2 separate regions of the Homo sapiens genome follow, and region 1 is linked to region 2. The links are chromatin loops, found by intact Hi-C in ENCODE. Cell type or tissue: OCI-LY7. All regions are shown on one strand. Each heading gives the region's core, and the rest is flanking DNA. Links, peaks and the distances in the headings are about the cores only. Region 1 has its middle 3.7 kb from the start of ZFP36. Region 2 has its middle 18 kb from the start of PSMC4.

Region 1 (4,384 bases), core at 315-4,314, 550 kb after region 2:
CCCAGGAGGCAGAGGTTGCAATGAGCCGAGATCAGGCGACTGCACTCCAGCCTGGGCCACAGAGCGAGACTCCCTCTCAGGGGGAAAAATAAAGTTACTCTCCTAGTTCGAGCTAGCAAATGGCACAGGCCTCATACTAGGGTCTGAAATTATGTCGAGGTTTGCCCTCTGAGAAAACTCAAGATTGGCAAGGTGGAGGTCTTTCACTATAACTGATGGTTGCATTGATTGAAAAAAGCTTTCAAAAAAAAAAAAAAAGGTCATCCTCAGTTGATGGCTGGATGGGTCTCTTATAGTGGGGTGTGCCTTCAGACTACATTTTCCTTTTTTTTTTTTGAGACGGAGTCGCGCTCTTTCACCCAGGCTGGAGTGCAATGGCGCGATGTCGGCTCACTGCAAGCTCCACCTCCCGGGTTCACGCATTCTCCTGCCTCAGCCTCCCGAGCAGCTGGGACTACAGGCACCCACCACCACGCCTGGCTAATTTTTTGTATTTTTAGTAGAGACGGGGTTTCACCGTGTTAGCCAGGGTGGTCTCGATCTCCTGACCTCCGTGATCAACCCGCCTCGGCCTCCCAAAGTGGTGGGATTACAGGTGTGAGCCACCAAGCCGGCCGGGCCTCCTTTTTTTTTTCTTTTTTGAGATGGAGTTTCGTTTTTGTTGCCCAGGCTGGAGTGCAATGGCGCGGTCTCAGCTCACTGCAGCCTCTGCCTCCCGGGTTCACGTGATTCTCCTGCCTCAGCCTCCCGAGTAGCTGGGATTACAGGCGCCGGCCACCACGCCCAGCTAATTTTTGTATTTTTAGTAGAGACGGGGGTTTCACCATGTTAGTCAGGCTGGTCACGAACTCCTGACCTCAGGTGATCCACCTGCCTCGGCCTCTTAAAGTGCTGGGATTACAGGTGTGAGCCACCGCACCCCGCCCAGACTACATTTTCAAGGATCATTCCCCACACTGGCACATCTTTTGTTATCAAAGGGTCGCCCTAAGTGAAAACCCTCTTAAGATCTAGGAAGACTATTTTCTAAGGGGTGCTGGAGAGCTGGATGCCCTGAGTGAAAATGTGGGGGTAGAAATCATTGCCACAGTGCGCAGTTATAATGGTGGAAAGTTCATTCTTGCAGGCTGCGGGCTTGTATTAAGGTGGGGAGATTCTGCCAGGCTCCACGTCGACCTGCTTCGTCCGAGAGCGGCGGGGGGGAATCCCTGGTGCGGCGCTTGCTGAGGGGCCTTCCCGGGCCGGTCTCGTGAGCTGGGCGGGCCGCGGGCGGCTCTGGCACGGTTGTGGCCTCCTGCTCGCCCGTGACTCACTCGCAAGGGGCGGGGGAGTGGGGGCTTCCTGGAAGCCGTGACGAGGAGGTTCAGCCCGGACACTCGGGTTCCTCTCCTGTAACCAGGGCTCCCGTCTCCTGTAAACAGAGCCTTGAGGACAACGGGGAAAAAGGGGGGAGGAGGGGGACCTGGGACCCGCCTCTAGGCCGATCTCCAAATCCTTACGCAGCTTAAAGGATTGAGGCGGGGAAAGGGGGGTTGGGGGCATCCTTGGGTTCGCGGAGCCCGGCTCAGCTCGGGCTGCGATCAATCCTGGAGGAGGGATTCCAGTTTCTACTCCCTGGAGACCGGGAGCATTTCCCATCCCTGAGTCAGGCTGTCCCCCTCCTCTCTCCCATCTGCTGAGTCATCGGCCCCAAGAGTCAGGACTTTTGGGATAGGGCCACTCTCAAAGGAGGGGGATGCTTTGCTCGCAGAAGGACTGGTCCTCCACCTCCCCAAACCCACAGACCTGGGGGACCCAGGAGCCAAGGCCTCAGTCCCTCCTCCCTCGCAGTAACCCAGGGCCCTGGGTCCCCAGCCCCTCCTCCCTCAGACCCAGGACTCCAGGCCCCCAGCACCCCCCTCCCTCGGATCCAGGGGTCCAGGCCCCCAGCCCCTCCTCCCTCGGAACCAGGGGTCCAGGCCCCCAGCTCCTCCTCCCTCAGATCCAGGGGTCCAGGCCCCTAACTCCTCCTCCTTCAGACCCGGGAGACTCCCAACCCCCCCTCCCTCAGACCCAGGGGTCCAGGCCTCCAGCCCCTCCTCCCTCAGATCCTCAGGTCCCCCGAGACCCCAGCCCCTCCTCCCTCAGACCCAGGGGTCCAGGCCCCCATCTCCTCCTCCCTCAGATCCAGCGGTTCAGGCCCCTAACTCCTCCTCCCTCAGACCCGGGAGACCCCCAGCCTGTCCTCGATCAGATCCAGGAGACCAGGCCCTCAGCCCTCCCCTCAGATCTCGGGCGTCCCAGGCCAGAAGGAAGTTCATGGCAGGACTCCTCCCTGCTCCCTACGTAGCCAGCGGGAAAATCCGCGGCCCCAGCGGCGGCCGGGAATCCCCTCTGGAATGACGGTGGGGAAGGGGATGGCCGGGGTCCCCCCGCGGGGCGCTGGGGCCAGTCCTGGGCGGGCGGGGAAAGAAGGAAAGGGGCGGAAACCAGAGAGGCTAAAAATACAGCCAACACTTCCGGCCTAGGGGGAGGGGAGGGGAGAGCAGAGTTTCCAGAAAAACAAGCGGGGACGGGAAACGCGGGGGTGTGAGAGCTGGCCGAGTGCGCGGGCGAGCTGGGGATCGTGTACCCGCGGCACGTGTGCTCGCGCCGTGTGTGCGCCTGGCGCGATTGCCTGGGCCTGAGCGGGCGTGGCCAAGGGCGGCGCTGGCCGTGTGTACCCTGGCCTGCGACTGCGTGGGCGGCGGGCCTGGGCTAGCCGTCATGTGTACCCGGTTGTGTGAACAGTATGTGTGCTTGCGGGTGCAAAGGTGTGCGCCTTGGCATCTGGGGCTGCGAGAGCCTGTGTGCCTGGGTATGCAGTGGGGGAACGTGAGGGACACGAGTGTGCCCAGTTTCCTGTGAGAAGGCTGTGTGCATACAATCCCGCATGACTTGGCTGTGTGAATCAATGTGTGAAACCGCCTGTGTGATCGACTGTACCGTGTGTACTTTGGCCATCTCTGGGTGTGGGGTGGATGCTCTGTTGTAACTGTACTGCAATTTGTCTCTGAGGCGGCATTCTTAAGAACATGAGATTTTCATCCCCACCTGCATATCTGTGCGTAGCTCTGAGCCACTGTGGGATCTGCAGTGACTAAGTGTGTGTAACTCCGCGCAGGTGCCTGGGTGAGGGAATGACTGCCCTCCCCTGTGACTGAGGCTGTGTGCACACACAACTTTGTGTGTGTGTGTTGCTTTGAGACAGGGTCTCGCTCTGTTGCCCAGGCTGGAGTGCAGCCTCGACCTCCCAGGCTGAATCGATCCTTCCACTTCAGCCTCCCAGGTAGTTGGGACTAAAGGCACGTGCCACCACACCCGGCACACACATTTGAAGCTGTGTCAGCATCTGTGACTCTGCAGCTGTGGCCGTGTGCAAGGCCTTTGTGGCTCAGTGTGTGTAGTCCCTGGGTGTGTGAAGTGTTCACATATGTCCACGTCCTTTGTCGTGGGTGTCTGAGACTGCATGTGCAGACCACAGCAGGCCGGCGTCTGAATGCAGTTCCTGTGGCCCGAGTCACAAGGCAGAGAAACCGATGAACTTTGGTTTCTGACGTCTACAGCCTGCGTGATGGGGAGAGTAGCTGGCGAGCTCCCCCCTCCATGTCACTGTTCTTGTGTCGGCCTCTGTGGGCAGAGCAGACGTGCAGACATGAGTACCTGAGAAGCTGGGGCAGCGCCGATGAGGCTGCTTCTGATAGTGCTGGGCTAAGGACAGGGCTGAGTCAGCCTGTGATGGGCAAAGTCTGCGATGGGGTGAGAGATAGCTTATCTGGTAAAGTGGTGGTTAGAGGGTTGTTTGTGTATTCATGTGGCTGGGTTGCTCCCTGAAAGTATGTTTGTGGGACTGTCAATGGGATGGGGTCCCTGGGGGCACCATGATTGTAGGATGGTGGGTTAGCTCTGCAGTGGGGCAGACATGCTGTGTGCTGGAGTCCCCACGGTCTGTTTTGTGGTGGCTGTGCACCTCACGTACACCCCGTCCCTGGAGCATGCAGTGTGCACCAGACTGTGTAGTCTCCCTCTGGGTTTAGTTACCTAGCAAACCCAAGTCCTCACCAAGGCCCTCTGTGACCTGTCTGGATTTCCTCTCCTATCCCTGCTCCCTCATTGTGCCCAAGCCTCCTTTTTATGTGTTCCATAAATCCCAGCACATTCCTGTCCCAGGTCCCTGGCACTTGCAGTTCCCTCTGTCTGGAGCACTCTTGCCTGGATGTGTGGATGTCCCCAAGCTCATTCCCTCTCCTTCGGGGCTGCTCTAATATCGCCTTCTCAGTGAGGCCTTCCTTGACCTCTGTCAAGGATTAAAACAAAAATTAAAAGGCCCACTGCAGTGGCTCGTGCCTGTGCCTGTAATCCCAGC
Region 2 (4,384 bases), core at 217-4,216:
TGGCTGAAGCAGGAGAATCGCTTGAACTTGGGAGGTGGAGGTTAGTGAGGTGAGATCGTGACACTGCGCTCCAGCCTGGGCGGCCGAGTGAGACTTGGTCTCATAAAAACAAAACAAAACAAAACAAAAAGAAGAAAACACAATGTGTATGATATGCTATAATATGCTACCTTTTGCAAAAGAAGGAAAGGGAAATGCACAGACACGCACACTTGTATATGTATGTCTTTCCCTATATTTTCAAAGAGAAATGATGGAAAGTTGAATGAAAATCCCATAAAAATGGTTACTCACAGGAGAAGGGAGGAAATGTGGAGAGGACAGGGATGGCAGCTAAAGCTCTGTGAAGATAACTTATTGTCAAGTTTTGGCTCTGGAACTGTGCAAATGTTTTACAAAATTAAAAATATTAAAGGCAGTTCCTCCCCTAGTGCTCAAATTATAGTGTCTAAATTCAATTTGGGGCCAGGCACGTGGCTCACACTTATAATCCCAGCACTTTGAGAGTCCAAGTCAGGAGGATCACTTGAATCCAGGAGTTTGAGAGCAGCCTGGGTAACATAGGGAGACCTTGTCTCTACAAACAATTTAAAAATTAGCTGGGTGTAGTGATGCACGTCTGTAGTCTCAGCTACTTGGGAGGCTGAGGCAGGAGGATCACTTGAGCCCAGGAGGTCAAGGCTGCAGTGAGCCATGATCATGCCACTGTACTCCAGCCTCAGCAACAGAGCAGGACTTTGTCTCAAAATAAATAAATAAATACAATTTGGTAATCATAGGAATTGTGGCTCTTTTAGAAATGGATGATTGTGGTTCTGGGTAGGAAATGTACCATAAACCAAGACAGCTCCCACTGGTCTAAGGTTTGACCACTTCAAATGTTAAAAATCCATGCATTCATAAGGATATTACATACACACACACACACACACACACACACACACACACGCACACACACGTTTTGGTTACCTTTAGAGAGAATGTACTAAAACTGAAAATTGAAGCATTTAAGTTGCTTTTTCTGTATTAACTACAATTTAGGGTAACCAGAGAATTAATGAGGGGATGCTTCTTTGTATAATAGCATTGTAGTTAATAAATGAAGAGAAAATAATACATTAAAAATCCCCATTTTGCAAAGCCCTGGTGAAATAATGGAACTAGACAGGTTTCCAGATTTAGCCAATAAATGGCATGGGACATATTTATACTAAAAATTAATTGTCACCTGAAATTCAAATTGAACTGGAGGTCTTGTATCTTAGTTAGCAACTCTACATCAAGGTAATGATCAACAATGGATATTAATATCATTGAGACAGATGCAGAAAAATCATTTGATAAAGTTAAACATCTATTTATGATTAAACAATTAAAAGTAGAAGGAAACTTCTTTAATACAATAATGTATACTTTCAAAAATGCTACGGTAAGCATCATACTTAATAGCAAAATATTGAAAACAGGCTGGGTGTAGTGGCTGATGCGTGTAATCCCAGCACTTTGGGAGGCTGAGGGAGGTGGATCACTGGAGCCCAGGAGTTCGAGACCAGCCTGAGCAAAAACCCCATCTTTACAGAAAAATACAAAAATCAGCTGGGCGTGGTGGCATGTGCCTGTAGTCCCTACTACTTGGGAGGCTAAGATGGAAGGATCGCTTGAGCCCAGGAGGCAAAGGTTGCAGTGAGCTTAGATTGTGCCGCTGAACTCCAGCCTGCGTGACAGAGCGAGACTCCCTCTCAAACAACAACAAAAACCAATGGAAAGTATTTTCTTTGTGATCAGAAGCAAGACTAGGATGCCCCCATCATATCTTTTATTCAATTATCTATTGGAAAGCCTAAAGAAAAGTTATAAAGATGAGAATGGAAGGAATTAAACTAATTCATAAGCAATATGATTGTATGTGTAGAGAACCCAAAAGAACCTACAAATACATTATTCAAATAATAAATCATTTTATTTATTGACTCCTGGTTTTGTGACAGGCAAGCTGGCTGACTTCCTGTTTTGATGTGGTCCAGAGAAAAAGAAGAAAAGCCCCTTACTCAAGATGTAGCTTACCTAATCTCCAGCCAATCAGCATCAAAGGCCCAAGAAGCTAGTAACCACAAGTTCCTGCTTTAGGGGCCTAGGGACTTCCCCAGGGACCTGCAAGTACAGCTAGGCTTGTTTCAACTTTTCCTTATTTTAATGCTAAAAATCATGCCCAGAGGTGATTTAAAATGCTAATGTTATATACAATGTATGAAAAAGCGTGTTGAACCACTGTGCAGGCACCAAAGAAATCCCTCCTAAACATTCAATGACAGGCACGTCACAGCAGCTAGGCCCCTATAAGACAGATCAACCTGCTCCCTTTGGGGTGCAGCCCACCCTTTTCCTTTTGCAGTGCTGACCTTTCTTGTGCACAAGCTAAAATAAACATTCTCTTTTTCTTTCTTTTTTTTTTTTTTTTTGAGATGGAGTCTTGTTTTGTCGCCCAGGCTGGAGTGCAATGGCACAATCTCAGCTCACTGCAACTTCTGCCTTCCAGGTTCAAGCAATTCTCCTGCCTCAGCCTCCCAAGTAGCTGGGATTACAGGTGTGCACCACCACACCCAGCTGTTTTTTTTCGTATTTTTAGTAGAAATGGGTTTTCACCATGTTGCCCAGGCTGGTCTTGAACTCCTGGGCTCAAGCAATCCACCTGCCTCAGCCTCCCAAAGTGCTGGGATTACAGGGGTGAGCCACCACACCCAGCAATCTCACTTGATTTCTATCCTGGAAGACTACAAGAACCAAGGATGATTGTAACATCTCCTGGTACCCCAGATGGGACCCTCATTTTAGGTCCCCACAGGAGTTAGCAAGACTTCCTGGAGGACAGAGGCAACTGACCAGGTGGTAACAAAGGTGGCCACTCTGGACCATTGCTTTGGTGTTGGTGCTTTGGAGAGTCAAGTCTGGACCCTAGGTGAGTCTGCTCTTCTTCTTCTCTCTCTCTCTCTCTCTCTCTCTCTCTCTCTCACCAGATGCCCAGTAAATGGCATGGCCAGGATTATATCTGGCCATCTCCTCTGCGTATTTCTTACCCTTTCCAAGATTTGAAACTTTCACCAGGAGTACAATGAGTGAGGACTACTAGAACATCTTGTCAAGTCAAAGGAAATGTTAGACTAAACTTAATACATTAATCACTAAACCTATCTGGATTGTTCAAGAACCGGCCAAACCAATCCTTGCCTTGACTTATGTCTGACATTGATAAGGGCCTCTTTCTTTCTTTTGTCTCTCCTTCTCTCCCTTATTTTTGGAAATTTGGGTGGGAAGTTGGGGTGATTCCAGTTAGCCCTTCTGGGAAACTTGCGTAGGCAGTTGGAGTGATTCTGGCTGGCCCTTCTGAGATTGGTCTAGGGAACTGCCCCAGACATGTGTGGGCTAGGTACCAGCCGGCAATCTGGAATTCTCTTTTGTTTCAAATACTGAAACCACTCAGTATTTTCCCTGACCGTATTCTTCTTTGTGGAGCCTGGACGTTTATAATCTGTTTTGTCAGTTGTCTGAATGGAAATGCGTTCTTGTTTCTGGTCCTTGTTGCATGGGTGAAGCCACCCTCCAGGATTCTTGGAAGGAAGCCTTACTCATTAGGCCAGATGAAATTTTTCCTCTGTCTAGTACATCATCTCGTTTCTTGTTAGAGTCCATGTAAATAAATGTGGGTGTAGAGTAAGTTCTACTTGGAGCTGATGTAAAATCTACTACTTGCTAGACTTTGTGGGTTGAAGCTGGCAAATCCAAGAGCTAAAGGCTCTCAAGCCCCCTCGTTCTGCTCTCCTCCCTCTGTCCTCTTTGGCTTGCTTAGTTCTTGCCAGGGATTTGAAGGTCTGGGATGAGTCAGACCAGGATGTGTGCTGCAATTGTGAAGACTGTCAGAGTCAGAGGCTGCATCCCTCACCAGACCTCTTGATTACAGGACACCAGCTCTACCATGGGAAACACTACAGACGTCCCAAAAGATTCCCCCCCTTGGATGCATCCTCTGTAATTGGGATCAGTTTAAATGAGATATTACAAAGAAAAAGAAGCTCGTGTTTCTCTGTGATGTTGCTTGGCCTCAGTATCCCCTGGGGTACCAAGAGAAATGACCTGAGAATGGGGTCCTTCAGTTACAACATCATTTTCCAATTGGATATATACTGTAAAAAATTCTAATAAATAGCTTGAGATTCCATACATGCAGGCCTTCAGGAAATTATATCTGGATCTCAAACTCTAGGACTCCTGCCAGGTTTATATGGTACCTCTCAAGCAACAGCTGAGAGATGAGCCAAGTCCTGTCTCAGATTTTAACCCCTAGGGCTCAATTCTCTCACTACCTTTCTAAGGGCAGGGTGGGAAGCAG

What was found. Peaks named below come from ENCODE experiments on the same cell type or tissue, not always from the same donor. Only the 100,000 strongest peaks of a DNase experiment are listed, where the experiment ranks them.
Region 1: it touches region 2 in a loop (5-fold over the local background); 1 of 110 quality-filtered maps calls a loop at or near these places.

The regions. Positions count from the first base shown.
Region 1 is chr19:39,400,914-39,405,297 of GRCh38, reverse strand. No RefSeq gene overlaps it. Among named protein-coding and RNA genes, the nearest start is that of ZFP36, 3.7 kb to the left of the region's middle. RefSeq lists enhancers at 1,488-1,995, 3,256-3,475. In OCI-LY7, for the core only: no CTCF peak of the experiment used is centred there; DNase peaks (open chromatin) are centred at 1,317, 2,547, 3,057, 3,577 and 2 weaker places; H3K4me3 peaks cover 3,404 bases; H3K27ac peaks cover 4,000 bases.
Region 2 is chr19:39,951,360-39,955,743 of GRCh38, reverse strand. No RefSeq gene overlaps it. Among named protein-coding and RNA genes, the nearest start is that of PSMC4, 18 kb to the left of the region's middle. In OCI-LY7, for the core only: no CTCF peak of the experiment used is centred there; DNase peaks (open chromatin) are centred at 1,703 and 2,113; H3K4me3 peaks cover 2,122 bases; H3K27ac peaks cover 3,915 bases.